Regions from separate parts of the Mus musculus genome. Here regions 1, 3, 4, 5, 6 and 7 are each linked to region 2. The links are chromatin loops, found by intact Hi-C in ENCODE. Cell type or tissue: heart. All regions are shown on one strand.

The links. Hi-C counts contacts between places; a loop is a spot of excess contacts. Peaks named below come from ENCODE experiments on the same cell type or tissue, not always from the same donor. Only the 100,000 strongest peaks of a DNase experiment are listed, where the experiment ranks them.
Region 1: a loop joins it to region 2, with 7 times the contacts of the local background. A loop is called at or near these places in 10 of 42 quality-filtered maps.
Region 3: a loop joins it to region 2, with 4 times the contacts of the local background. A loop is called at or near these places in 2 of 42 quality-filtered maps.
Region 4: a loop joins it to region 2, with 2.6 times the contacts of the local background. A loop is called at or near these places in 9 of 42 quality-filtered maps.
Region 5: a loop joins it to region 2, with 2.6 times the contacts of the local background. A loop is called at or near these places in 12 of 42 quality-filtered maps.
Region 6: it touches region 2 in a loop (2.1-fold over the local background); 8 of 42 quality-filtered maps call a loop at or near these places.
Region 7: it touches region 2 in a loop (2.1-fold over the local background); 8 of 42 quality-filtered maps call a loop at or near these places.

The regions. Positions count from the first base shown.
Region 1 is chr2:181,286,064-181,290,063 of GRCm38, reverse strand. Gmeb2 (glucocorticoid modulatory element binding protein 2) reads left to right here and starts at 2,098. Exons shown (of 10, transcript NM_198169.2): 1 at 2,098-2,180. In heart, a CTCF peak has its summit at 1,809; DNase peaks (open chromatin) are centred at 1,973 and 2,373; H3K4me3 peaks cover 2,340 bases; H3K27ac peaks cover 2,358 bases.
Region 2 is chr2:181,185,028-181,189,027 of GRCm38, reverse strand. Ppdpf (pancreatic progenitor cell differentiation and proliferation factor) reads right to left here and starts at 1,781. Exons shown (of 5, transcript NM_001356427.1): 1 at 1,574-1,781; 2 at 1,292-1,363; 3 at 1,142-1,219; 4 at 928-1,024; 5 at 524-846. The coding sequence starts at 1,346. The coding sequence ends at 729. In heart, CTCF peaks have their summits at 1,721 and 2,300; DNase peaks (open chromatin) are centred at 237, 1,207, 1,767, 2,257 and 1 weaker place; H3K4me3 peaks cover 2,214 bases; H3K27ac peaks cover 2,084 bases; H3K27me3 peaks cover 316 bases.
Region 3 is chr2:181,494,832-181,498,831 of GRCm38, reverse strand. Abhd16b (abhydrolase domain containing 16B) reads right to left here. Exons shown (of 1, transcript NM_183181.2): 1 at 3,852-4,000. Tpd52l2 (tumor protein D52-like 2) reads right to left here and starts at 1,690. Exons shown (of 9, transcript NM_001373959.1): 1 at 1,500-1,690. The coding sequence starts at 1,518. In heart, a CTCF peak has its summit at 2,289; DNase peaks (open chromatin) are centred at 1,121, 1,681 and 2,371; H3K4me3 peaks cover 2,026 bases; H3K27ac peaks cover 1,722 bases.
Region 4 is chr2:181,234,603-181,238,602 of GRCm38, reverse strand. It overlaps Helz2 (helicase with zinc finger 2, transcriptional coactivator), which reads left to right. Exons shown (of 19, transcript NM_183162.2): 5 at 1-507; 6 at 606-1,247; 7 at 2,068-2,851; 8 at 3,012-3,087; 9 at 3,232-4,000. Among named protein-coding and RNA genes, the nearest start is that of Helz2, 5.4 kb to the left of the region's middle. In heart, a CTCF peak has its summit at 2,495 (motif pointing right); DNase peaks (open chromatin) are centred at 322 and 3,742.
Region 5 is chr2:181,270,776-181,274,775 of GRCm38, reverse strand. All of the region lies in intron 2 of Gmeb2 (glucocorticoid modulatory element binding protein 2), which reads left to right. Among named protein-coding and RNA genes, the nearest start is that of Gmeb2, 15 kb to the left of the region's middle. In heart, no CTCF peak of the experiment used is centred here; no DNase peak of the experiment used is centred here.
Region 6 is chr2:181,579,476-181,583,475 of GRCm38, reverse strand. Uckl1 (uridine-cytidine kinase 1-like 1) reads left to right here and starts at 1,503. Exons shown (of 15, transcript NM_026765.3): 1 at 1,503-1,620. The coding sequence starts at 1,508. It overlaps Zfp512b (zinc finger protein 512B), which reads left to right. Exons shown (of 17, transcript NM_001164597.1): 17 at 1-1,373. Uckl1os (uridine-cytidine kinase 1-like 1, opposite strand) reads right to left here. Exons shown (of 3, transcript NR_027289.1): 2 at 2,848-3,033. In heart, CTCF peaks have their summits at 2,009 and 2,225 (motif pointing right); DNase peaks (open chromatin) are centred at 875, 1,705 and 2,315; H3K4me3 peaks cover 2,272 bases; H3K27ac peaks cover 2,238 bases.
Region 7 is chr2:181,593,461-181,597,460 of GRCm38, reverse strand. It overlaps Samd10 (sterile alpha motif domain containing 10), which reads left to right. Exons shown (of 5, transcript NM_172676.3): 2 at 1-33; 3 at 118-289; 4 at 574-714; 5 at 856-2,246. The coding sequence ends at 878. Among named protein-coding and RNA genes, the nearest start is that of Zfp512b, 3.0 kb to the right of the region's middle. In heart, a CTCF peak has its summit at 2,304 (motif pointing right); no DNase peak of the experiment used is centred here; H3K4me3 peaks cover 54 bases.

The sequences.
Region 1 (4,000 bases), 100 kb before region 2:
TTCCTATTATATTTATTAATCAGAACTCCATAGTAGGGTGGAACTATCCTGTCTCCCCTTTATTTATGACATATTTGAGCCTACACAGTCTCCTGTTCTGTGGGCATAAAGCAGCACCATTATCATGAGTTGGTGCTCACATGGCCCGTGCTCCAACAGGTGACGGGGTTTTTGAGCTACTCTTACACCCTGTGAAGGTGGATCTGTTTTGGGAGTACTTTCTCGATTGTTGGGGAATTAGATTACTGAGGCTGTTGTAACAAAAATAACCACCTAGTAGGTGTCTTATAAATAATCCAGATTACCACTCACAGTTCTGAAGGCTGGCAATCCAAGGTCATGGCATGTTCAGTACACAGAGAGGACTGCTTCCTACCTCAGACATAGCACCGTGCCTGTCACCTCCTAGATCCCCTGCTTTCTGCTACTATCTCCTTAGGCAGTGGGAACTCACTCACTTAGGGGTGGCGGGCACACAGCAATACCAGCTGATGACACCACCTATTCCTTCCACAGATACGGCTCTGCACTGATGAGGGTTGCCTACAGTAGAACTAATCTCAGGCACTGGCAATCAGAATCTGTAATTCTGAGCAGGCTGGGGAAGCTGATTTTTTACATCTGCTAGACTCAAGCTGGGAGAGCTTATGCATGCCTCCAACGATGGTGGTGGTCTTCTACATTCTTCAGCTTCCCTGAACAAATGCTCAGACTGGCCACCAGCTCTTCTCTAGCCAGACCATTTGATCTCATTAGCATTTATTTTTGCAATGACAAACTCACATAACCAAAACAAACAGCAATGACAAAGACTTCCTCATCTCCTTCAGAGTGAAAGTGCAAGTCTCTTATTTACAGTGTTAATTACGTGAAAATGTTGCTTGTTAGTTTCCCATTCTAGCTGCCACCCTGTTAACAGTGAACTCTTGTTCCCGTCCAAGCAGACATCCATTTCTACTCTAAGGATTCTAAGATGGGCAGAGCAGGGATCCTGAAGCCCTTAATTCTAGTGATCACATTCTGAGAGCTGGCTTGGCACTTAGAATTGGCTGTCTTCAGCTGCTTGAAAGCAAGGGGTGGTGGGGAAGGTAAGGGTTTTACTGCCAAGACTACAATGTCTAACAGGGTGCCCAGGCTCCACCAGGGCCAAGATAAACAAGTCTCATTTTGACAGGACCTGATGTTACCTTTGAACCACACAAGAACTGCTTGTCTTTGGCTTTCAACTGTAAGGAACTTAATAAATGTTGGTTACCTTAAATACGCGACCTTCCCTACAAGTTAGAAAAATAAAAGAAATTCTTCGGGCACCCAAGGCCCTCCATGAGACTTTTATGGCTCCAAGATACTTAAGACACTTAACTTTTTGTCTTATTTATTTATTTATTTTCAGAGCTGAGGTCCAAACCCAGGGCCTTGTGCTTGCCAGGCAAGCGCTCTACCACTGAGCTAAATCCCCAACCCCGACACTTAACTTTTAAATTTCATTTAAAACTTTAAATAATGGGCCGGGCATGGTGATACACACTTTAATCTCAGAACTCGGGGCTCTTTGAGTTCCAAGTCAGTCTGATCTACATAGCGAGTCCGTTTAAAAAAAAAAAAGTTTAAATCATGTTGGACTACCCGCTGCAATGTCAGTTGGTCAACTTCGTGAAAACACCGCTCCGCACTGAGTAGTTTGAAAAAGCAAATTCGCAATGCCTTCAATTTTAAAAAAAAGAAACACGATTCTGTCAGAAATGGTTAAGAACGTCCGCACATGAGTTTTAGGACAGTGTCACTGCAAGGCCGAGGCTGGGTTGCAAAGCACACACCTGGGATACTCGGTTCCCTAGTGGAGCCCAAACGCCAGGACTACAAACCTCGGCCTGAACCACAGAACACCTAATTGGGCAGGCACGCAGACCACACGCGCAGGCGCACAAGAGTCCTACGGGGGCAGTATCTCACCACACTGTTCGCTTCCGCGCTGGGCGCCAAATAAGTCTCCAGGCCCGCCCGGCCCGTGCGTGCGCGGCCTCGGTGTTGCGTCACTAGGAAGCGCGCGCCCGAGCCGCCGCCGCCGCCGCCGCCGCCGCCGAATCCCCAACAAGGAGCGAAGGCTGCGGCCGCCACCGCCACCACCCGCCGCCGCACCCGTCACAGCCGGGCGCCGGAGCAGGCCCGTGTGGGCCCAGGTAAGCGGCATCGGCGCGCCCGCGCACCCCCGCGGCGAGGCTTCTCGCGCCGCTCACGCGCCGCCGTCCAGTCAGGGGTCCCTGCGGAGCGTCAGGACGTTACGGCGGGGGGAGGGGAGGCCGGGGGAGGGGCGGCGGGCGCGCGAGGGCGGCGGCGGCGTCAGGCGCGGCGGCGTCAGGCTGGCGGGCGGGCGCGGGCGCCTGGCGGGAGGGCTCGCGAAGGCGGCTCGCTTCCGGCCTCCATCTTGGCCTCGCCAGAGGCAGGGTCGGGTCGTCCGTGAAAGCCGAGGCGGAAGGGGCTGGAGGAGTGGGGAGCGGTTAGGCGGGAGTGGTGGTGTTTGGGACCCATCGGTGGGCACCAGATGGGTCGGGTTCCTGAGGGCGGGTGGAAAGATTGGGAACGACTCATGGGTGGGACCCGTATTGCTGAACCCCTGGCTTGGAACTGAATCTAGAGGCCAGGATCATCAGGATAGGTACTTGATATCAGTGGAACCATGTCAGGGTGGACCTGTCAGATGGGAACCACGTTGATGGGGACCCATTTGTAGAACTGTGTGGTTGGAGGGAATTATTTTGAGTGGATAATCTTATTGCTGGGAACCGAATCGGTTGGCCCAGTTTTAGTCACGATTGGTGACATTTTTAGGTATTTAGTTGGTTACTTCACTGCTGAGCCAATGTTCTCTGTCTTGAAAACATTTCAAACCCAACAGTTTCAAATTATCATTCTTAATAAGTTAAAATTAAATCGATAATATGACTACCTGTCTAGTTTGTTTCTTCATAGGAAATATGGAAAGCTTTCTGGGAAGACATCCTGGAGTACACATACATACATACCATTTGGATATAAAATGGAGAGTGCCAAGAACAAACATGTCAGTGTATGTGCGTATGTGACTGAGAAAAACAAACCTAGGCCATAGATTAACCCACTTTGTGACCTACCTGAAAAGATATTTAGGTGTCCCTTCTGTGCCAGGAGACCAACTCATGGAATGGGCCTGCCTTATGGTAAGGTTTACTAGTCCCTACATTTCATCTTCCCTCCTCCCTGCCTTCCTAGACAGTCTTAGTATCTAGACTGAGGCCATAATCCGAGCATGTGGGAAACAGATGCAGATGTTGTTGAAGGTCAGCCTGGTCTACAGAATGAGTTCCAAGACATACAGAATGACAAAAGGAGAGAGGGGAAAAAATATTTAAGACTGACCTGGAACTAACCTAGGACTTTATTTATTTATTTATTTAGAGACAGGGTTTCTCTGTATAGCCCTGGCTGTCCTGGAACTCACTTTGTAGATGAGGCTGTAGATGATGAGAAATCTACCTGCCTCTGGGTAGGACTCATTCTTAATAGCTTGTGATTATTTTGGAAAATGGCCCCTAGTTTCTTCTTGCTTCTTTTTCTTTGTGAAGGTTTCCATGCGATCATCCTTGGTTTTAGTCAGCTTATATTTCTTGGTTTCTTGGGTCTTTGGGTCAGGGTAGTACAGGGATTGGATGTTATTGATGATTAGTAGCCTGGAAGTCAACCTTTACTTTCCTTTGGCCCTTAGGGATCCTCCAGAGACCCAGGTTCCGCCCAGAACCAAGATCATTGATTGGCATATTTACAGGTGGTAATTAACAAGGGGAATCTGAAAAGCTTAGCATTATGCTTTCTAGCAGAAGTTCATAAGAGTAAGAGCTTCCAGTTGTTGAGGTTTGGAGCTAGGTGTGGTGGTGGTGCACATCAGTAATTCCAGCATTCAAAAGGCTGAGGCAGGAGGATATGTGCTGCTTGGTGAATGCTAGTCAGTAACAATTACTGTGAT
Region 2 (4,000 bases):
AGCTTTCCGGATACCCTGAGGGCAGGCAGGAGGGAGGCTCAGCAGTCAGAGGCACAGGCTTTAGTTCCCTGGGGAGAGTGCAGCTGTTTACCAGGTGAGGTAGCAGAAAGGCTTGCTGAGCCACACCTAAGACTCCACCCTAACCTTGCCATTTCAGCCACCCCCCTCAGCTCCTATGCCCTCTGACCTAGAGGCTAGACTTCCTGTGTTTGTAACCCTCTTTCAGTCTGAGCTAGTATCCCCAACCTTGGGGAACCAGCCGTGCAGCAAGTAGTGGGGAGGGCCTGACCCAAGATCACCCACCAGGTTCCTGTGTAGGAACTGAGAGCTCCCAAACTCAGCCAGAGGCCCAGCTTCCCCTGGACTGTCTACCTGGGGCCAGGCCCACTTGAGAGGGTATCTCACCAGATGCAGGGGTATCACTGGGAAGGGTCTCAAGGAGCTGTCAGGAAAGCCTGGGAGCAGTATAGCATCCAGCAGGAAGCAAGGCTGGATTCAGTAATGTTTCAAACATACCAGGGGAGGGTGGCTGCTGTGAGTTTATTTTCTGCTTTGTGCCAAGACACAGTTATGGGGTCAGGAAAGTTCAGTGCTGTGAACCAAGAGGGGGCTCTCTCCAGCTTCTACTGGTTTCTCTTGTTCAGCCTTCCTAGTTTACAGGGAGGGTCGAGAGGGTAGGCACTGGCCTAGCACCACTTCAGCTTGGGCAGGCTGCAGATTCTGATAGGTCAGGAAAGGTCCCTGGGGTTGGTCTGGCCAGAATGGATGACTGGCTGCTGCTTCATGGTTTCAGGAGTCAGGCCACAGGTCATCGGGCTTCTGGAGACCTGGGGGGATTCTGCCGAGCTGTAAGGAGAGCATAGGTCACTGGGTCGGCATTTGCTTTAATTGGGGCCACCCCCACAACCACATGGAAGATGGACTCACCGCTCAGGAGACTCCAACACTGTAGTCATGAACGGGAGTGTGGATTTCCCGAAAAAGAAGCTGGCCCACCAGTGGCCCGGGTCGGCTTTGGGAAGACCTGAGGAGCAAAGGAGGGTCACGATGGGGTCAAGTCCTTCTCCACGCTACCCATCCCCCACCCCACTCCGCCTTAGGACGTGAACTCTGCCCTTCCGCTGGCTGGTTCTGCACTTACCCGGGGACTGGAGCACGGCGTCCCCAGGGTACTCGGCACTTCCGCCGGAGCTGCTGCTGGACGAGGAGCCCAGGCGTCCTGGGAAGGGGAGGCGGGTCAGCCACAGGGCCCTGGGCCAGCCCTGGGCGGGGCTGGCGAGGGGCTACTTACGCCGATAGTAGTCATGGGTAGCCACGAGCGAGCCGCTGGAAGGGATGGCTGCCATGCTTCAGGACCGAGGCGCTGCGGAGACGAGAGCAGAATGTGGGCCCTGGTCACCGCACACCGGAGGGTTCCCCGAGTCTCCCGGGTCCTGACAGTGCCAGGTTTCCAAGCGGCTCCAACCAGCCCGGTCCGGCTGCGTGGTGAGACAAAGGGGCTTTGTCTGCTCCTGGCCCCAAGAAGACGCGCCTCCCCCACCCCACCGCCGGCTGCCTTCGTCACTGCCCTCACCTCGGCGGAGAACCCCTTCCTTGCAGGCTTCGTTTTTAGGCCACCAGGGCGCTAGGCCGCGGAGCCCATTTGCAAAGATAACCCACGAAACACCACTTTAGGACCCACGCGCGCTATGCGCACGCGCGTACTTAGTAGCTTTCCTGCACCGCAAAAGACGCACCACTGGGAGGCGGGGCGCGCGTCAAAGCCCCTCCCGCTTCACAGCGGGCCCACCCATGAGACTTTTGAGCTCCCCTGATAGACCAGAAGTAGCACGAAGTGGTCCCGCCCTTCCCTATTAGACTCCACCCCGAGCGGAGCAAGAATCCACCCTACCTTCTGCAATGCTAGGTTCTGCAAAGTTCCACATTGGCCCTAACCTCCTTGATCAAACATCTGTGGTTTCGCTCCAGTCGAAACCAGCTCTGCTGCTTTTTTCCTGCCTGGTTCGGACTCGAACCCGGATAGAAGAGGTTAAAGAATCTCATGTGCCCCTCAGTCTGTGCCACCCTCTCGGATGTGGTCTCATGTAGTACAGCCTGTTTGGTGTTCTTGTTCCCTTTACTTGGGGCTGCCCGCTGCTTTCGCTGGTCCCCGCAGGCTTTATTTTCCACGTACCTCACTCCGACCCTTGACTGAGTGGATCTGTTTAACATAAGTAAGCACAAGCTGTTGCCGCGCACCTCCCTACCATCGCAATCTCTGTTTTCTGGGCTCACTGGATGGTGCCTGGAGCCCCCAAGCGGTCCTGTAGGGAATAGCCTGCCCTTGGTAAGCTGAGGAGCTGTCTGTCTTTCAAGTCCTGACTCGCATTGTTGTTCATCATTCCCAACCTGTGTTCTGTTTGGAGAGGAGTGATGGAAGACAGACGAAGCCTTGGGGTCAGAGAGAGCTCTAACAGAGACAGTCTCTAGTAGCTTCCATTGTTGGTCGGAGACTCATGTTTGGGGGGAATCAAGTTAGGGCTGGCCAGCATGCCCTGCCCACCCTTCCCTTCCTCAGCAGCCTGTGTTCTGTCAGACCGAGAGGATCATGAGCCAGCTTCGTGCAGCATGCTTCTCCTATAACCAAAGATGCTGGACTTCATTGGAGGCTCAGGGAGAACCGACTAGGCTGAGGCTAGTAGGATCCCAGGAGGAGGCTCTTGTGTCGCCGAAGTCTCAAGGCTGCTTGGCTGGGACCCTTTGCTTGGATTTGTTGAGACCTACTCTGTGCAAGCATTGATCCAGGCTCGGGAAAACCAGACAAGAAATGGTCCAGTAGGGGTGCTGGTTTAGAGATCATAAAGGAGATGGGTAAGGTGTAATGAAAAAGAGGTGGGGGCAGTTGACATGACAGCAGTACAAGTGAGTAAGGCCACTGATAAGGACCGTCCTGGTGACACCAGGAGGGTGAGACTTCTGTCTTCATAGTGTTATGTACTTCAGATTCTATGACTTACCCTGAACTGTCCTGGTCAAGTACATGGGCATCTCCAGTGGTTATTAGCTATTTCCTGTAGTGAAAATTCCCTCTGAAAAGAAAGTAAAGGATATATGCCTAGTTCTATTGCATCTTCTTATGCCTGCTCTTTTCTGAAGGGAAAGAGAGGAACAATGGATCTGGGGAAGATGGGAGATGGGCAAGGTCAGGGAGAAGGAGAAAGGGAGGCTGCTGTGGGGATGTATTGCATATGAGATGAGTGAAAAATAAAACCTCCCAAGAATACAAGGACTTGCTGATGATTGCACACGCCTTTATCCCAGCACTTGGGAAGCAGAGGCAGGCGAATCTCTGTGAGCTCGGAGCCAGCTTGGTTTACAGAGCTAGTTCCAGGATGACCAGGGCTACATAGAGAAGGCCTGTCTCGAAACAAACAATTACAAGAGAGTTCCAGGAACTCACAAGAGATTTACCAACACTTGCCACACTCTTCTCCAGGTTATATAAACTGTAACTGATTGCTGGGACAAGGGGACGCTCCAGCATAGTAGACTGCAACCAGGAAACTCAAGCAGCCTCCTTGACTTGTCACTCAGCCTCATATGAGCCTTGTGACTGAGCTTCTGAGTCACCTTCACTTTTGTAAGTGACCCTTACATCTTAGTAGTTTACTCATTGTCATACAGTCTGTTGCAGAGGGACATCATGGCAGCAGGAACATGAGGCAGCATGGTCATGTCTGCAGTTAGGAAACAGAAAGATGATGGCTGGTGCTCACCTCACTCTCCTTTTCTTTGTTTATTCAAGAATGCAGCCCATGGGATGGCACTGTCCACATTTGGGGAATGTCTTCCCACCTCAGTTCCAATCTAGAGACTTCTTCACAGACAACATGTGCAAAGGCTCATTTCCATAGTGGCTCGAACTCCCATCAAGTCTGCTAAGATTAACCACCAAATACCCACGCTTCCATCAGTAATTCTAGTAAACTCATTGGTTCACAAGCTAGACTTGGAATTTCTT
Region 3 (4,000 bases), 310 kb before region 2:
TTGTCCCTCCCAGTCAGAGTCAACAATAAAAGCTGAGAGTCCCTCACAGCTTGAAACTGAGCTGCAAAGATGACTCAGAAGAGAAAGGTTTCAAAGCCGAGTTTTGAGACCAGAGCAGCTGCCCAGAAGAAGCAGATACCAGGCCAATTGCTTGGAAGAGGTAAACCTCTTTATAACTGAGGCTCCTCGAAAGGACACTTTCCAACCTGTTGAGCTGCCTGCAGGCTGTGTATTGTGTTCAAGGTTCTCAGCTTTGTGAACTATCACCCAGGTTGGGGTGGAATTTGCTGTTGCGACCATCTTTGGGTCATTTCTGCTCCTGTAAGTAACCCCTTGCCCATATCCCTGTAAATAACCCTAATAATGCACATTACTTCACTAAAGTAGACTTTGGTGGTATCTGTACCTTTGGTCTGTTCTGAGTTCCCTAGCTGGGATGAGTAGATAGATGTGTGATGCATCTTCCAGGAAAGGTTTTTTTTTTTGGGGGGGGGGTTGTTTTTGTTTTTCGAGACAGGGTTTCTCTGTATAGTCTTGGCTGTCCTGGAACTCACTTTGTAGACCAGGCTGGTCTCCAACTCAAAAATCTGCCTGTCTCTGCCTCCCAAGTGCTGGGATTAAAGGCGTGTGCCACCACACCTGGCTTCCCAGGAAACATTTTGTCACACAACAATGACTGAGTCACATCCTTAGCAGTGTCATTCCAGGGACCAGAATCTACTACTTAAAGATGAAAATAAAACAGTAGATAGCCTTCTGAATTTGCAAATTCCCTTCACAGTAGAAAAAAAAATCCAGAATGTATAAAAACCCAAAATTCTAATGCTTAGGTAATGTGTTAGTGCAAGCCAAACAGTAGAAAGGTTTTTTTTTAATTTAGCCAGTGTAGTTAAGTAAGCATCCCCAGTGTACCACCTTCTCAAGATTTTAATCTCCTGAGCCTGAACCACACTTCTCCGTAGCAACTCCTTACTGGCCTCAGGTGTCTGTTTTGGCAACAGATCTGGTGTTCTGGGTGTGCCCCTGACTCACTCAACCCTTCTCCCTTGAGAATCTCTAAGTAGGCTACAGTGGCGTTACCACCCAAGAGGCGCTGCTCCAAACACAAGGATAGTTGCACCGCCCCTTCCCCGTAGGGAGCCGCCCACAACGTCTCCGCAGGAGCCTAGCACCAGATGTGGTATCCCCTACGGCCCAACGAAAGATAAAGAGCTGCAGAGCCAGCGAGAGGACAGAGGGTGAAGCGCATTAAGGAGAAATGTCTGGAGTTATGAAACTCTAGGAACTGAGAGGGAGCCGAGGAACGCCGCTTCGCAGTGCTCCGAAGGGAGGCCGAGGCGCCAGGGCACACACAGCAAGACCATCGGGAGCCTTGAGGTCAAGGGCCTCTTGGCCGAAGAGAAACAGCGGATTGGTTTGGCAGAGGCTGAGGGGGGGCCGAGTCGCGACTCGGAGGGCGGGAATGCGGCACAGCCCCTGCCCATCCACGGTGCGGGTACCTTGGCTAGCAGAGTCCATGTTCAGGCGGCAGCTGGGTGTAGCTGGCGTCGGTGCTGGGATCGCAGGTCCTACAGGAGCCCAGCCCCGAGGACTGCAAGCTGGCAGCTTCGTACACACGAGCCAGTGGAACTGTAGGGCCGCAGTCGCTTACGTAATCAGCGACGCGCCGCCTTCCTTCCGCTCGGGTTCGTACTCCGCCTTCTTCCCGCCCTCGGTGAAGTAGTGTCCAATAAGAACGTCTTCTGGCCCCACCTAAGACAAATCTTTCAATTTGATAGGTCAGACTGCAGCGAAGCAGGAAGCAATGCTTCTAGTCTGGTTCCACAGTAAGATTCTAGGGTGAAAAAGGGCAGAACAGCTGAAGCTCGAGGCATGGGTGGTTCGGATTGTGTTGCAGTTCGCCGACTTCCCACCTTTAACCTCGGCTGCCCACAAGACTTCTGACTTTGCACCTCGACAGGTCAAACTCAGGCCTATGTACTCCCCAGTCCCCTGTCAACCTCTCCCCACCCCCTGTAAATTCTTTTGGTTTTTGAGTCAGGTTGCTTGCAGCAAAGGACGACCTTGAATTTACTGTGATCTTCCTGCGTCCACCTACCTAGAGCTAGAATTACAGGAGCAAACCATCACAGCTGATTTATACCGTATTGGGGATCGAGAATTCAGAGCTTAATGCATACTGGGCAAACATTGTACCAATTAACTTGCTTTTGCAACCTCTTTATGGAGACTTTTTATTGTCTAGGGAGTGCACTAAAAGTGTAGAGAGCGCGATTCGTCTTCTTGCCCTGCAGGTGCCGCTGTCTCCAGCTGGATTCCCACACTAGTAGGCCAGCTGTTTGGGGGCTGCTGGGCGGCTTGTATTCTGGTACTGGAAGAGTTCACACAGCACTGAACACCTCAGGGACCTGTTGGACCCTCCAAATAACTGAAGCCCAGCCCAGTGTAAGCACTCCGGTATTTTCTCACTTTCTTTTCACAGCATCAGGTGAGCCAGCACTGGCGCCCCCTCCCAGTTTACAGATGAGCAAACTGAGGCTAAAGTAAATTTCCAAAGATCACTCCAGAGCTTTGAGGTTCTTTTTTTTTTTTTTGATTTATTTATTTATTATATGTAAGTACACTGTAGCTGTCTTCAGACACGCCAGAAGAGGGCGTCAGATCTCGTGATCAGATGGTTGTGAGCCACCATGTGGTTGCTGGGATTTGAACTCCTGACCTTCGGAAGAGCAGTCGGGTGCTCTTACCCACTGAGCCATCTCACCAGCCCCGAGCTTTGAGGTTCTTATGGTTTTAGTGTGTCAACACTGACAGGAGAACAAGAGTGCCCCCCCGCCCCATTCCAAATGAGGAAGTCGTGACCATTGGGCAACTCTCTGCTAAAAGCAAGCCTTCCAATTTCTTTTGGCCCTTAATATTTTTCAGAAGAAAAAAAATCCTTAAAACAATATTCCCCCTCTTTCAGAATTGTCCCACCTACAAGATTGAATTTTCAGGGCTGGTTAGATGGCTCAGTAGTTAAGAGCATTGACCACTCTTCCTGAGTCCAATTCCCAGCAATCACTTGGTGGCTTACAACCATCTGTAATGGGATCTGATGCCCTCTTTTGGAGTGTCTGAAGACAGCTACAGTGTACTCATATACATAAAAAAGGTTGAATTTCCCTCTCCAGCTAGGCCCCAGTGAGTACTAGTTCCTAGATGCTTCCCACTACCTGTTCCTTCTCTGGCTCTTCTCCCTGCACGTGTCTTCTTGCACAGGACTAGGTGCTTCATTGAATGTGACAGTATCCTGTTCAAGGCTGTCCACTAATATATCTTCTCCATTTACCATTTTGCTTAACCCAGCCTGGTCAGCCCCTGCCCACAGGGCTGGAAACCACAAGAGCATTAGTCCCTTCTTCATGTAGTGAGTGACCACAGTACAGACAGTGGAAAGCTGAACATCTGACATTCATTTTGCATTCTTGAGCCATGAACAAGACCCAGACCTAGCTTAGGTCTGGCCCAAGATGACACCCAGTAACAAGTGGGTAACATTAACATCTGGTAACGATTCAGGATCTCTAGGACTCACGCCACTCTGTGCCCTGTTAATATAGGTCTGCAGTCCCTCTGTAAATCTCCCCTCCATAGAATACAGAAATGAGAAGGGGGTACCGCACAGCAGCATCTGCTGAGACCTGCTAGCAATGAGACCCTGTAGTGCCAGGAGTCTCCTTTCACTGGGAACTACTTGAATCTTTCGTTAGTGTTCTCTTCTCAGGAGCTACCCTGTAGCCCAAGCCAATGTGAAAGGCACTTTCCTGTGACTCCACAGCCTCCCTTGATCAAATACCACACATTACCATAAATTGGATCAGGTTCATCTTTACATTGCTTTTAAGAATTAGGCACAGACATTCAGATGTTTGCAAGGAAGAGAAAGGATGGAAGCAGGAAAGAACAGAAAGAAAGTGAAGGAAGATATACTGCCTACTCTCCCAGACACCAAGATCCC
Region 4 (4,000 bases), 50 kb before region 2:
ACATGTGGCCCTACTCAATCAAGAGCCTGGAGCAGCTTTCTCACTGGTGGCCCCCAGTCTCCCACCACACCAGCTCTATGCACAGGGAAAGCACTTCTGTGTACAAAGCTCCCCAGCCCAATACAAGGTAGGGGTGCTTGTGCAGGCTGTCGCCTTCGGCAGCTTTGAGCAGTGGGTGGTCTTTGACTTTGGTCGCAGGCCAGTGCTTCTCCAGAAGCTGAAGTTGCAGCTAGGCCAGACACACAGCCAGGGCCTAAATGGGAAGCCAGCACCCAGCCACCCCCAGGAGCTGGAATGCTGGCACACAGGCAACCGCCACGTGGTGCTTGAGGTAGATTGGACACCCGAGCAGGAAGCCCTGATGGCCAAGTACAAGTTACCCTCCCTGGCCCTGGAGTTCAATCAGATTGTTCCGGACTGGGGGCCCATCTCTCGTTCGAACTACCGACAGAGGATGCACAAATTTCTCTATGAGGAGGAAGCAGCCCAGCAGCAGCTAGTAGCCAAGTAAGTGGGGCAGTGGGCTAGCAGGAGTGGCTAAAGTCTGGACTTAGAGATAGGTCTTTGACTATGGCATAGAAAGCTGACCTGTAACTTTCTACCAGGCTGGCCATGAAGGGCCAGGTATCCCTGAAGACAGCACTGGAGACACCAGCACTCGGCATGCTCTTCGCACCACCAGGGGCCCTCTATGCCAAGGTCCCCTTCCACTCCTCTCTGTTGCCAGACACTGATCAGGGCTTCCTGTTGAGCCGAGCAGTCAGCACAGCCCTTGTGGCTCCCGTGCCTGCGCCTAACAGTACAGTATACCAAGTGCGGCTGGAGGCACGGGCCAGTTCAGACCATGCGCTGTGGCTGCTGTTACCAGCACGATGCTGTATGGCTTTGGGGCTGCAGGCCCAAGACAGCCCCATCTTGGAGGTGCAGTTCCAGATTGACCCTATGACCTTCCGGTTCTGGCATCAGGCAGTGGATGCACTGCTCGAGGAGCACCTGGTGGTTCCTGACCTGCCTGCCTGCACCCTGCCCCACCCCTGGCCCACCCCACCCTCATTTCGTGGCAATCACAAACAGAAGCTGGCTGTGGGGCTCATTGCAGGCAGAAGACCCGAGGGCACAAAGCACATCCCACCACTGCTCATCTATGGCCCCTTTGGCACCGGCAAGACGTACACATTGGCCATGGCCGCACTTGAGGTTGTCCAGCAGCCCCACACCAAGGTGCTCATCTGCACACACACCAACAGGTGAGCCCAGAGCTGCTTCCAGGTTGCTCACCGCTGCCCTGCTTCTCAGAGCACCCATCTCTCTGATTCTTATGGAGATATGGGTTCCTTTTCCACAAACCCTAGACCAAGGAGGGAGTTATAGTAGTAATGTGTTTTGGCCTACCCTATGTTTCTTAGGCAAGGCTCTCTCTCTCTTAAATATAGAAACAGGCTATTCAACAAAGAAGTTCCTCTTTGACTAATGTGGGTTTTTTATTTATTTATATTTTAGTTCCCTAATAACACATTATTACAGGCACGGAGTCCTCTTTTAGCCCCAGAGTATGGGGTGGAAGAGCCCAGGTCAATAACCACATGTCCTGAGCTAATTTCTAGGCTGAGTTGAGGGTCTGAGTGTCAAGGCTGTTGTTGCTTATCTGAAGATCCTAGGCAGTGCTTCCTTGGCCTCTTAACTCTCAAGCTCTACTCCTGAAGATCAGACACCATTCTTGTTGCCAAAGCTTGCAGCACCCAGGAGCTGTGTTCAGGATCAGTGCCAACCCCTAGCCATGGGTGGTCTCAGGCCATAGCTATCTTTCCCCTTGGCCTCAATTAAGAGACTGCCTTCTCTAAGCTATTCCTGACCACCCATGCTCTCCAAGTCTTGCCCACTTTTCTTCAAGATCTGACCTTCCCTGTGTCTTTGCTTTTTGTCCTCTGAGGAATTTGAGTCCCTGGGCAAGACCCCTGTCTATCTGCCCTATGAGTGTTCCTGGCATCCAGGCAAGGCTGCACACATGTTTTAGCCAGCAGCCTGAGTCCTAAAGCAGCAGCCCATTGTGCCTCCCCCTTCCTACAGTGCTGCAGACATCTATATCCGGGAGTATTTCCACGACTACGTCAGCAGTGGCCATCCAGAGGCCACTCCACTCAGGGTGATGTATGCAGATCGTCCTCCAAGACAGACTGATCCAACCACGTTGCAGTACTGCTGCCTAACTGAGGACCGCCAGGCCTTTCGCCCACCCACAGGCCCAGAGCTGGTACATCACCGTTTAGTGGTCACCACCACTTCTCAGGCTCGTGAGCTCCAGGTGCCAGCGGGCTTCTTCTCCCACATTTTCATCGATGAGGCAGCCCAAATGCTGGAGTGTGAGGCCCTTATCCCACTCTCCTATGCCTTGTCACTAACCCGTGTAGTACTGGCAGGGGACCACATGCAGGTCACACCTAGGCTCTTCAGCGTGCCTAGGGACAAGTCAGCCAGGCACACGCTGCTGCACCGCCTCTTCCTGTACTACCAGCAGGAGGCACACAAGATCGCTCAGCAGAGTCGCATCATCTTCCATGAGAACTACCGGTCAACTGCAGCCATCATCAACTTCGTCTCCCATCATTTCTATTTAGCCAAGGGTAATCCCATCCAGGCCAGTGGCAAAGTCCCACGTCACCCCCAACACTACCCTCTCATGTTCTGCCATGTGGCAGGAAGCCCTGAGCAGGACATGTCCATGACATCCTGGCTTAACTCGGCTGAGGTCACCCAGGTGGTGGAGAAGGTGCGGGAGATCTATAACACCTGGCCTCACTGCTGGGGACCCCGGGAGCAGAGACACATCTGTGCTGTCTCTCATGGTGCCCAGGTGAGCTGTCTCCTCTGGCCTTTCCTTTCTTTATCTGTGAAGGCTGCTTTGTTCCTTTCCAAGCTGATCCATATGACCGTGAGGGTGAGGGTGAGGGATTGGCAGGAGGGCCTGTTCCTTACTGGGTGACAGGCCCCTAGAACCCTGGACTTGTCTGCAGGTTAGTGCGCTGAGACAGGAGCTAAGAAGGAGGAACCTTGGTGAGGTGTCTGTGGGCAGCTTTGAGATCCTGCCAGGTAGGTGACAGAAATGTGGGCCAGAGGCTGGCCTAACAGGGAGGCAGCTTCCAGCCCATTTCTTTGATGTACATATATGTAGGGTGGGACTGAGGTGGCGGGGCTGCTGGTTCTACCTGGCCATCTGACCCATCTCTCCTATAGGGCGTGAGTTCCGGGTGGTGGTACTGAGCTCTGTCCACAACCGCAATAGTCTGCTTAGCCCAGGGGCACCAACCTCAGAGTTCTTCACTGAGCCTCGAGTACTGAACACGGTCATGACTCGTGCCCAGTCTCAGCTGGTGGCTGTGGGAGATGCTGTGGCCCTCTGCTCCTCTGGAGCCTGCAGAAATCTCTGGAGAAGCTTCATCCGCGAGTGCATAGAACACCACAGCGCCTTCCCTGAGGAGCTGTCACTGGAACAGATTGAGCAGGGTGTGGCCCAGAGACAGAACTGGGCCTCATTGACACTCAAAGCTAGGGGCCCAGAGACAGAGCAAAAATCTATGGCCCAGGGCCCACAAAGGCTCATAGCTGAAGGGACCATGGTCACGGTGAAGGCAGAGACCAGAGCCGAGGCAGCAGCCAAGGCACAGACTGCGGCAGTCGCAGCAGAAGACACAGCAAGCGGGAACTCAGCCTCTAGAGATGCAGCAGCAGAAGTGTCCACCCTGGAAGGGGGGATGTCTGAGGAAGATTCTGAGTCTGACTTCTGGCCCTCTGACTGGGAGCTCAATGCTGATGACGCCATCCTGAAGGAACTTCTCGACGAGAGCCAGCAAGTGACTGTGACTGTTAGGGAGGACGGACTTCTGGACACCGTGGTTTGCTCTGCACCACAGAAGGCCCGAGAGTACACAAACCTACCCTCATCTGTGCTGTGGAAGTTCCTGCGCTCAAACTCCAAGCAATTCCGCCGCTGCAGCTTCCTACA
Region 5 (4,000 bases), 86 kb before region 2:
AAGATGGGAGGGGACTAGGAACAAGATATTTCCAACGACTTCCCTCCATACACTTTTTTTCATATAATTTCAAGCTCCTAAAATAGTATCATTAAGTTAGGGCCATCCCCAACACATAAGCCTTTTACTGGGACACTTGATAAAGATATCATGGCTGCTCCTGAATTCTGACACCATCCCCGACAACTCATTCGTCCTCTCCCCCAAGGGCTCTCATTTCATGTCCAGCTGTGTACGGTACCAGGCCTCAGGGTCTTGGCTTCATAGGTGACTTGAGGACTGTGTGGTTTAAATGCCTTTTGATTATAGTCCTAAGAATTAAAAACACTGTAACTTCCTGTCTTAAGATTTCTATTGCTGTGATAAAACACCATAATCAAAAGCAACATGGGAAGAAAGATTTTATTTTATGTTTTACTTTATATCCAGCATCAGAAGAATCAAGGCAGGAACCTCAAAATTGGAACTGGAGGTAGGAACTGAAGTAGAAGTATGGAGAAGTGCTTCTTTCTAACTTGCCTCCTTATGGTTTGCTCAGCTTGCCTTATAGCACCAGGACCACCCAGTCTAGGGATAGCACTGCCTACAGTAAGCTGGACCCTCCCATATCATTTTATCAATCAAGAAAATATATGGCAGGCTTTCCCAAAGGCCAATCTGGTGGGGACATTTCCTCAATTGAAGTTTCCTCTTCTCAAATTGCTCTACGTAGTGTCAATTTGACATAAAACCAGCCAGCACACTTCCTCTCCCTGTATTCAGCATAAACAGTTGGGATAGCAAGGGGGGCAAATTTGTTCAAAAGCCATGTGATGAATTCTTGTGGGTGGCCTCTGTCTTAGTCATGGTTTCTATTCCTGCACAAACATCATGACCAAGAAGCAAGTTGGGGAGGAAAGGGTTTATTCGGCTTACACTTCCATACTGCTGTTCATCAACAAGGAAGTCAGGACTGGAACTCAAACAGGTCAGGAAGCAGGAGCTGATGCAGAGGCCTTGGAGGGATGTTCTTTACTGGCTTGCTTCCCCTGGCTTGCTCAGCCTGCTCTCTTATAGAACCCAAGATTACCAGCCCAGGGATGGTCCCACCCACAAGGGGCCTTTCCCCCTTGATCACTAATTGAGAAAATGCCTTACAGTTGGATCTCATGGAGGCATTTCCTCAACTGAAGCTCCTTTTTCTGTGATAACTTCAGCTGTGTCAAGTTGACATAAAACTAGCCAGTACAGCCTCTATCTGCTTTTTTTTTTGGTAGGTTCTGAAGATTGTTAGAGCCTTTGGCCAGGTACTATCTTGAATTTTGGAGAGCAAAATAGAAGCTCTTACAGGCACACAGGTTTGGTTTACTCTAAACCTTTGACAATTGGAGGTATGAAATAGTTCAATCCCTATACTCCCTATAAGTTCTCCATTTTTGCCCAAGATGTTCCTCTTGAAATTCAAACATTAATCAAGTTTTCCACCTTCTAAATTGATAAGATAGAAGTTTCTTTCCTCTGCCATGAGACCTAGTAGTTAGTGTCTCCTTTTGTCCCATCCTTCTATGTTATTTAGGGAGAAACATAAGTTCTAACCCTGATATAATTACCAACTTAGCTGTAGAAATTATATGATAGACTATCACAGAACTTCACGGACAAGAGTAACCAATGGATTTTGCTTTCTTGGTGTGTTGGGTTGGCTTTGTCTGGGTGACCTCACTCCATAACTAAAACACAGGTTCTTCATGTGATTATCACATATCAAGATACCTGCCTGAGTTTGTCTTAACTATGGAAGGTTCTACTAGTCAGGGCTGGGAACTGAAGAGTCTTCTCTATCCCATTAGTAAATTGATCAGAGTTTGCCTAAGTTAAGTGGGGGGAATAATATAAATGATTCCCTTGGTTGATGGAAAACAACATGAAGGATAAAACCTTTTCCATCTGAGGCCTTAGTACAAGGGTAGCATCATGTCAGGTTTTTTCTGCAGGACAGAGGAGGCTGTGAATTCCTCCTTTGGAAGAACCTGTGTAGCCACTAAAGCAGGCATATCCTGAAGGATAGGGAACTTTGCATTTCTTTTTCTTTTTCTTTTTTTTTTTTTTTTGGTTTTTCGAGACAGGGTTTCTCTGTGTAGTCCTGGCTGTCCTGGAACTCACTCTGTAGACCAGGCTGGCCTCGAACTCAGAAATCCGCCTGCCTCTGCTTCCCAAGTGCTGGGATTAAAGGCGTGTGCCACCACGCCCGGCTAAACTTTGCATTTCTAATGGGAAGAGTTTCCATTATACTACTAATTGGAAAATGAGACTTAACTCTTGCTGCATGCTATTAAAAAAAGAAAGGGGGAGAGAGAGAGAGAGTCAGGAGCTGTAGACTCTTCCTAAATAGCACAACTGAAGGTTTTGGGTCTATTTTCCCCACACCCTCTCCTGACTTCCTTCCTTGGAAGAATTTGTTTTGGACAAGGTGTAATTTTAGTTCTGTCATTGTCCTTTGCTTTATCCAAAGTTCTGGCTGAGGAGGGAGGATAGCTTCCTTTCCAAGTTCCTGTAGACTTCTTGGAGTCCGGGTGTTCCCACTTAATATTACTGTTCAGATCAGAGTAATTCTTTGTTGTTGTTTTGAGACAGTTTGTCTTAATCAGAGTTTTTCAACCTGTGGGTTGAGACTCTTTAAGGAGTCGAATGACCCTTTCATGGGGGTTGTATATCAGATATCCTACATAACAGATATTTACATTATAACTCATAATAGTAGCAAAATTTTAGTTATGAGGTAGCACTGAAAATAGTTTTATGTGGGGTCACCACATCTGAGAAACTATGTTAGTTATTCAGAATTAGGATGACTAAGAATCACTGTTTTAAATAGTCCTGGCTGGCCTAGAACTTTCTATGTAAGTCAGGCTACCCTGGACTCACAGAGTTCTGTCCCCTGAGAACTGGGATTAATGGTGTACACCACCATTAATGAGGAGTCATTAATGTGTCTCAAAAGTTAGATTTCAAGTTTGTATTTCAACTCTCATTCTGACCTGGTTCTAGATAAAATAAATCTTGAGGATTGGGAAGTGAGCTGACTTACAATCATCACATATTCCACAGGAGAGATCAGGTTAAGTCCTTAGAACAGAAGTGCCTGCTGTTCAAGGACTAGTTCCTGTGCTTTCTAGATGCTAATGTAGAGTAAGTAGAGTGGTCAGGCTGGAGGCTATGGTGACTTTAACGGAGAGGTCTCACAGTGGTAATTGTGCCCTAGTATGTATGACACAACTCTGGGTTCTTTCTTCTCTGTAGTAAGTAGCCTATGGGTTGTTTTGTTTTGTTTTGTTTTGTTGAGACAAGGTTTCTCTGTGTAGCCTTGGCTGCTCTAGAACTCACTCTGTGAACCAGGCTGGCCTCAAATTCATAGAGATCACCTACCTCTGCCTCCTAGAATTAAAGGCGTAGCCAGCACTGCTTACCTGAAAACCCTGTGTTTTAACCCAGAGTAACCTCCTCTTCCCGAACTCTTAGTCTGTTCTAATATCCATTGCTCTTCTCGGGAATGTCTGGTAAGTCTGAGTGTTTTCGAGCCACATGTTGTCCACACTGAGTTACTACTGTAGGCAGCTCTCCAGGGCCTGGATATCTGATGTTGCCAAACATTGGTACCCTGGCCTTAGGCCTTAACTGCTGTTCCCAGGAATCATCTGTATCTCACACTACTTTTGTTTTCCTTATCTTCCTAGACCCTCTTAGTTAATTTTTATTTGGATATTTATATTTATATGGATGTCTGTATACTACTTGGGTGCCTTTTGGGTAAAATGCCAGAAGGGAATGTTGAATCCCATGGAACTGGAGTTACAGACAGTTGTGAACTCCCTGTGGGTGTTTGGGATTGAACCCAAGTCATCTGGGAGAACAGCAGCTCTTAACCTGTGGGCTGACTGTCCAGGACCCTCTTATTCACAAGAGCGTTCACTGAGGAATCCCTTGTGTTAGGCCAAGCTTTGACCTCTGATGAATTGCAGAC
Region 6 (4,000 bases), 390 kb before region 2:
TTTAATTCTGGGTTTTTTTTATACAAAACTCAACAATCTTAATGTCATGGTGCTAAGGGTTTCCTGGTGCCGAAGGTATTGCTGTGGTACTGACTAGCACCTGCCCCCAGCCTCAGCAGGGAGCGTTTCCAAGAAGGCCAGCTCCAGGGAGATTTGGGGTGAGGTCCTTGTACACATGTATTTAGAAAGGCTCTGACTCTGGGCAAGGTAACCATGGCCTGGTGTGTTGTAGGTGTTGAATGGACTCTCCAATTCCTACACACTTTGATGTGGTCAGAGGTGGCTACAGAGGTGGGTATGATCCAGTGTCAAAGGGTAGGCTGGGGCTTTGGAGTGGTTGTGTGCAACTGTGGAAGGGAAGGGGGCCAAAGTGCACTTTTCACAACACCTCTGTGGGGTGTGACCATCCACCCTAGCCTCTCAGGTACTTGGCACTTGTAGGGAGAAGTAGGACCTGGGTTTGCTGGGGGCTGAGTTTTCCAGGACGAACCAGAAAGCCCATATACAGCCTTGCTATGGGACTGTTCTGGGTAACTTGATGTTAGCACTTTAACTCAGTCTTTGAGGTCAGTTTTGGGGCAGCTGTCAAAAGCTGCAGTTGGATAGGTACCAGCCTGTGGTGACTGGTAAGTAGTGGCAAACTAGACTGTAAAGCTCTTCCATGGTGGCAGGGCTCATCGGTCTGCCCACCTCCCTACTATGGCCCAAAGGTAACCACCAGCCTACACAGATCCTCAGTAAGAGGGACCATCATGGCAGAGCTACAGAAGGTGGGTGGGCATAGACTTAGAGGGCCAAACCAACCCTGGGTCCTTGGCAAAATGCAAAAGTCAGGGTCTCTACAGATCTACCTCTGGCTCAGCGCTTGCCCTGCCCTAAAAAAACAGAAGTGCCAAGGGCAGACATTTCATGCAGAACCAGGGTGCACTTTATGTTCCTGCACAGGCAGATGATGGTGCCTCCTGGAGGCTTTGGGATCTTCCTGTCCCTATGGTGGTTCTGAAGGGAGAGCTGTTCCCCTGTTGGGTGAAACCCAGGTCCCTTGCCCTGGAGACCTGGTTTCCCAGGTCACCCCACATACCTGACTGCAGCGCCTCCTAAACTTTGGGTTCCTTGGTTTGGTTATAATGCAGTTCTCATTACACAAGTGCATTTCTGGCTATCACTTGTAACCATAGATATACATGCATATATATTCTATCTACAAAGTGTTTTATTTGCAAGATGTTTTGAGGTGAGCTTTGGTCCTGCCCGCCTTGTGGTCATCTGTCCTCATCCTCATCCCCTGGCCCGGAGTGGTGCGGTGGTGGGCCATCAACTATGTATTAAAGTCACTGTATCAAATAAATGTTTATTGATTTTTTTTTTCCAGGGATTTTGTGTGGCTGAGTTTGTGTTGAGGCAAAGGTCATTCTCGGGGCTTGCCGCACGGCCTTGTGGGGATTGTAGTCCGCAGCGTGCCTGCCTCCCGGTGCGCCTCCCCGGCCTCCGCCAGGTTCGGGACGCCATGGCTGCGCCGCCGGCCTCAATGAGCGCCGCCCCTTCGCCCCTGCAGTCTGCTGTGGCCCCAGACGTGCCTGGCCGCCAGGCCGAGCAGAATGAAACGGCGTGCGAGGACCGGTAGGCGCGGGCCTGAATAAGGCAGGGGCCGCGCTTGTCTCTTGGGAGGGGTCGGAGCACGGCTTGCATCTCTTCCTAGAGCCGGGACGGCTCCCGGCATCTCCATAGATGGGCAGCTTGATCTCTACAGCCTTGTGGATCCTGGACAGGTTTCGGCGGCTCTCCAGCGCCCTGGGGCCTCCTGGGCTATGTGTCAGCCACCCCCTGCCAGGGAGAGGGAGGTGGCAGACGACCTGGAGGGCCCCAGCGGACGGAAGGCGGAACTGGCCCAAGCTCCAGCTTTTGGAGGCACTGAGAATGGAAACCTGTTTGACATCTTTAGCGTGGGTCTCTGTTCCTAGTGGGTGCGCACTTGGCTCTGGGCCCCCAGCTGGGCGGTAGGCGTGTTCGACCTTCTGAGTTCGTCGAAATTGAGCGCAAAGTTGCACCTGGCGGCCAGTGGTGCTTGTGAATGTAAGATGGGGTGGTGATTGCCACCTGTCCGAGAGTTTGGGGGCCTTTGAGACTTTCGAGGCTTTCAGGAGAATGGAAGGGGAGATAAGGGTCCTTGTAGGAAGTAGGAGACTTAAGGGTCCTTGTCTTCACTCGGCCTGATCATCACTTGTAGCAACTCTAGGTCGTGGCCGCCAGGGGGCAGTGACCATGCTTGGAAACTGCTCGTGACACCTCTTCCGGTCTGTATGAGTCAGTTGAAGGCCAAATGTCTTCCGGCTTTGCATGCCACAGTGCACCGCCTGAGAAGCTGTAACCCCGGACGCCTTTAGAAAGTGAGGTGCTGGCAGTGGATGAGGTGAATCCCAGCTAGTTCACACACTCCAGGCATTCTGACCAGGAGTCAGACTTTGTGAGGCCGTGGCCAAATTCCTCCTCCGAAGGTTCCTGGGGATACACCTTGAGAAGATACAAACTGCCCTGGTGCCTCAGGCACTGGCAGCAGTAGGGGAGGGAGTCGCTGGTAGACTAAAGCCCAGCTTGAGGTTTCTCCTATTGCCTTTCCCAGCACCTGGCTCCCTATCTGCCTGCCCCTGAGGCCTTTTCCTTGGAGTTGTCTGACCTTAGCCAGCACCGCCATTGGCTTTCATGTCGATATGCAAAGTGGAGATGGATTTGGGATTAGAGAGTGGAGAGAAGTTAATAGGTACTCACCCAGAGCCTTGGGGGGGGGGGGGGGAGGCAGGTTGGCAAGTGAGGCCATGAAAGCCTTTAATCCCCCAGTCCTATGTCTACCTTGTAAAAATGGCTTTGATGACTCTGAACCGCCTTCTGCCTCTTGCAGGAATTCCACAGTAGCACCGGGATGGGTTGCTTGACTAGATTTAACCATAGCAGAGGGATCTTGAGACCTTTCTTTGGTGGTCCAAGTGATGAGCCTTCCTCTCTTCAGTCTCTGCTGTAGGCCTTTCATTCTGGTTTCTAAGATATGGGGGATGCAAATTACAGGGCAGCTCTAACTTCCATGGAGTTTCCTTATCCATGAGGCACCGGCTTAGGTCCTCAGTAGCCTCTCTCTGTTTCTCTGTATAAGGATACATACAGGTCTGCAGCAACTCCCTGGTGAGTGGCTTTGAGCCATAGATGACAGCGCTGTTACCTAAGGGATAGCCAGGGGAAAATGAAAACTGAGCAGCAGCTTCCAGCACCACCTACCTCAGACAGCCCTGAGGCCTAAAATGGAGCCCTGAAAGAAGAAAACCTCAAAGATGGAAGTTAAGGAGTGTAGTAGCCAGGTAGCCTGGTGTATCTTAGGTAAAGATGAAGTTCTGGGGTCAGGGTGTGGTATTTTGGAGCCAAGTCTAGTGAATCAATAGGTGGGACAGGTCTATTCTGTAAGCAGTAACAAATCTGGAATTAAGTAAAGCCTTCCCTTTCTAAGACCAGCACGATGTTAGCTTCCCACAGACCTGTGGCCTTTTTGCTACCCACTGATCCTGACCTGCTGGGGTACCCAAGGAACATGTCAGGATCCTCTGTTGTGCTTAGCCAGCCAAACTTAGAGAACTGATTCCCTAGGACTCCTTAACTCTGCACCCCTGCCCAGAACAATATTAGCCTCCCAGAGCAATCCTAGGGCATATCCAGCCAACCATATCTAAGGGTAGAGTCAGAGGGACAGACAAACTATAAACACATACATGCACATGCAAACAGAGATTGGCTCTTCCTGCTCCTGGTGTCTGGGGATGTAGACATACCCACAAGTTACCTAGGTAGTGAGAAGAGCTGCCTCCGAGGCGGCTCCCAGAGTGGCTCCTTTTCAGATGCATGAAGTCCACTTGGAAGCTTCCTTCTCTGAGCCCTGCCAGACTTAGTGCTGTAGGCCAGCCAGGTAGGATGAGGTTGCAATGAGGCCAGCCCACCCCTTGACGAGAACCCCAAAGCC
Region 7 (4,000 bases), 410 kb before region 2:
CTCCTTCAACAGCCCGGCTCAGAGATCCCCCAGGTGCCTACCTATCCCACCTAAATCCTTGCCCTTGCTCTCAGTTTTATTATCTTCACTCAACTAACCCTACCTCCCCACCTGCAGGCCCGGCTCTACTCTGATCACTATGGTTTGTACCATACAAGCCCTTCACTGGGTGGCCTGACAAGGCCAGTGGTCTTGTGGAGCCAACAAGACGTTTGCAAGTGGCTCAAGAAGCATTGTCCTCACAACTACCTCGTCTACGTCGAGGCCTTCTCCCAGCATGCCATCACTGGTATAGTGGGGTCACTGGCTAGGGAGAAACAGAATGCTCAAGACGTAGTCAGCCTTGTCTTCTCCTGTATCCTCCTGAGTTCAGCCTTGTGTGTGTGTGCTGCTTCTCTGATTGGCCTCTTTTAATCAATCCTGTCTTTCTTTCTACCTTTCTTCCTTTAAGAATCTCTGAATCTCTGCTCTACTTTCTTGGTCATGTCTGTCTGTTTATTTGTTTGTTTTATCCTGATAGACTCCTATGCTTTGCTTCTGTTTGCCTCACTGCCTTCCCTTCTCTCTCCCTAGGCCGAGCTCTGCTTCGACTGAATGCAGATAAGCTGCAGAGAATGGGGTTGACCCAAGAGGCTCAGAGGCAGGAGGTGCTGCAGCAGGTACTCCACCTGCAGGTTCGTGAGGAGGGGCGGAGCCTGAAGCTGCTCAGCCAAGGTTAGTATCAGGGACCAGGATTAGGGGGAGGGACTAGGCTGAAGGTGGAGGGTGACTTTTCTCGACACAAAAGGGGGCCATCCAGTAAGGACCATCCTTGGGTGTGCCAAAACTCAGCTTTTCCTCCTATCCATCCTACAGCTTCCTTCGGAAACATGTCCTAGCTGCTGCCTATACTTGGACCCCAGACCCCAACACTGTGACCAGAGCCCACAGCCAAGAATGAGTCAGAATTGGCCCTACAGCCCCTTTGGATCCTGCAGGATACCCTAGTGGCTAAACCTAGCCCAGTGATCAGGGAGGAGCAAGACTTCCACCTCCAGGTGTCTCTGGAGAGGCACTACAGGTTCTGCCCTGTGGCTGGGTGGGTGGTTGTTGCCTGCTTATAGACCCTTCTTCTGAGATCCAAGCCCAGGTCCCATCCCCTGGTGCTGCTGGCAGCAAACAGGGTAGCTGCCTGGAACTAGAATGGGGTTTGAATGTCCCCAGACTCCCAGGGAGTCTGTTTATTTATTCTCCCTCCAACATGTGACCATCCCCCATCTGAGTCATGAGTCTTCCCCTTAAATCTTAGTTCTGTGTCTTTCCCGGGCACCCCCAGATCAGCCACACAGTGGGCCAAGCTGTCTTGGCTCTCTTTCAAGTATATCTGTCCCCTAGCTCTCCTAGAGTACAGCAGGCCCAACCTGCTGTCCATACTAATGGTGATCAATCATCATGCCATGTGCTTACTCGGTGATTATGAAACGTCAGTATACTCTACCCACTTGTTAGAAGTGAGGTTGAGAGGGGTCCAAGATGCTCAAGCTGCAAACCCAGTAAGTGGCACGGATTCCAGTGCTGTACAGGTGACTCTATGCACAGCCCACCAGTTCAGCAATGTTCTCAATCTTACCTTTGAAGAAGTCATGCTTTTAAACAGCTTCCCTATTCCCTGGCTCTTAGTAGAGACCATATTGAAGAATGTGTGTTTGTGTCTGTCTGTCTGTCTGTGTTCATGTGCACCTCTGTGGCTTTCCCAAGAAAACCTGTTCTCAACCAAGAAAATCATGTAGGGCAGTTCTTTCATGTGTCGCCAGACACCTGGACAACCCCTCCTTGGGTATTTGGGGGCTGTTGCTGCCAGGAAGGAGGACAAGGAGGATGACCCTGGCAGCTCACTCTCACTCTGCTCTCTACCAACGTTCCCAGGGACTCTAAAATCTCAGGGACAGTTGAGGCTCAGCCTCCAGTCCCCTCTGTGTGCCAAGAGCTGGCCTCGATTCAAGGTTGCTCATTACAGTTAATTTGGGCCATTGGCCTGGCATCTTCCATCCTGTATGCCCTCCATCCATGGAAGGGGGCTCCCTTATTGTGTTTGCCTGCCTCTAGAATCCCCCAGTCCTGGTGCCTGCAGCCAGAGGGCCCTCTCTGTCCCCCCTCTCTCTGTCTTTTCTTCCCTATGCCCCTGTCCTTTCTTCCTTGGTTTTTGGTCACTTTTTATATATACTCTGACAAAAAAAAAATCAGAAATAAATCTGGTTCTCAAATGCCTCAGTGTTGGGTCTCTGGGGAGCAAAGGGGTGTCTAGGACAGTGCCTGCAGATAGAACACCACTAGAGGGCAGTGGTGTTGCATCCTGAGAAAGCTACCTGGTAATTCCAGGACATCAGAACAAACAAGATGTCTCAAGTAAAAAAATAAAAAAATAAAACATCCTTGTCGCAGAGAGAGAAAGAGAGAGAGAAAGAGAGAGAGAGAGAGAGAGAGGGAGGGAGGAAGAAACTTAAAAAGTAAAACATGTCTCAAGTCCTTGGATATCATCCCAGTTTGGGACATAGCAACCCTGACAGGCTCAAAACAATAGTTTGGACACATGGAATGAGGCTTTCTGGAGCTGATCTAGCAGCGAATTTTTGCTGGTTCATGGTCTGGGAGTATAGCTCAGTGATATTGGACATGGTTTGTGTCCCAAATCACGGTTTGATCCCCAGCAAAGAAACAGAAACAGAGGTGTTCTAAAAGTGGAGCAGAGTTCTTTATCTATTCAGCTTTGTAGTGGCTGTCTAGTATTCCTGAGCTAGAGGCTATATCACAAATCTATTTCTGTGGTCATTCTCGTCTGCCTCTCAAATATCTTCTTTAAATTTAGGGTTCACTTAGTCCAAATAGATCTCAGAAACGTCAGTTACATCTACAAAGACCCCTTTTCCAAATAAACTATCACTACAGCTTAACATGGTTATTTGTTGGGGCTTACTCTTCAGCCATACCCTGACATCCATAGCACATGAATCACACACTCTGAACACAATAACCAGACATTCAAATAGGAACATTGAGGTATAGGCCACAAACATAGTGACACAACACCCAGACATGCTTAAATATGTACAAACACACTTGCACAATTGGCCAATGATCTGTGCAAAGATTTATAACATCCCCATATGCACAGATATAATTACCCAAGTGCATAAATACAATACATAATCACTAACACTAGACATGACATAACCCATGGTGCACATAAGTGCATTGCAAAATGTCTTGACACTTAGATACACACATAAAGAAAAATTGCAGGGAGGTGGGGCTAGAGAGAGAGAGAACACAGTTGCTGTTCTTGCAGAATTGAGTTTCCAGCACCCTCTTCAGGCAGTTCACAGCTTCAGGGAATGTAGTGCCCTCACCTACATCATGATGCCCATATATGACTACCACCTGATAACACATGGTCACTTAGACATGTAATAACCTATGGGCATTGGTATATCACACTTGTGAAAACTCAGACTTACACAGGGAAAGTTGAACACACCTTTGTGTGCACACTGATCCCCACCAACAGTCTGATGTTCCACATCCTGGGAGACTCACAAAAGGTAAAAGACGTCTTTAATCCCAGCATATGGGAGGCAGAGACGGGCAGATCTCTGAGTTTGATGCTGGCCTGGTCTACAAAGGGCTACATAGTGAAAAGTTGTTTTAGAAAAAACAGTGGGGGGGGGGGGCTGGAGAGATGGCTCAGTGGTTAAGAGCGCAGACTGCTCTTCCAGAGGTCCTCAGTTCAATTCCCAGCAACCACATAGTGGCTCACAACCATGTGTAATGGGATCTGATGCCCTCTTCTGATGTGTCTGAAGACAGCTACAGTGTACTCACATACATAACATAAATAAATCTTAAAAAAAAAAAAAAACAGTGGGCATGGCTGAGAACATGTAACAGTATTATGACTCAAATGAAAGCTGAATTTTTCCCTTCCCTATTGAGTGCTCCTGTGGAGCCCCAGGCTTTGCATTCT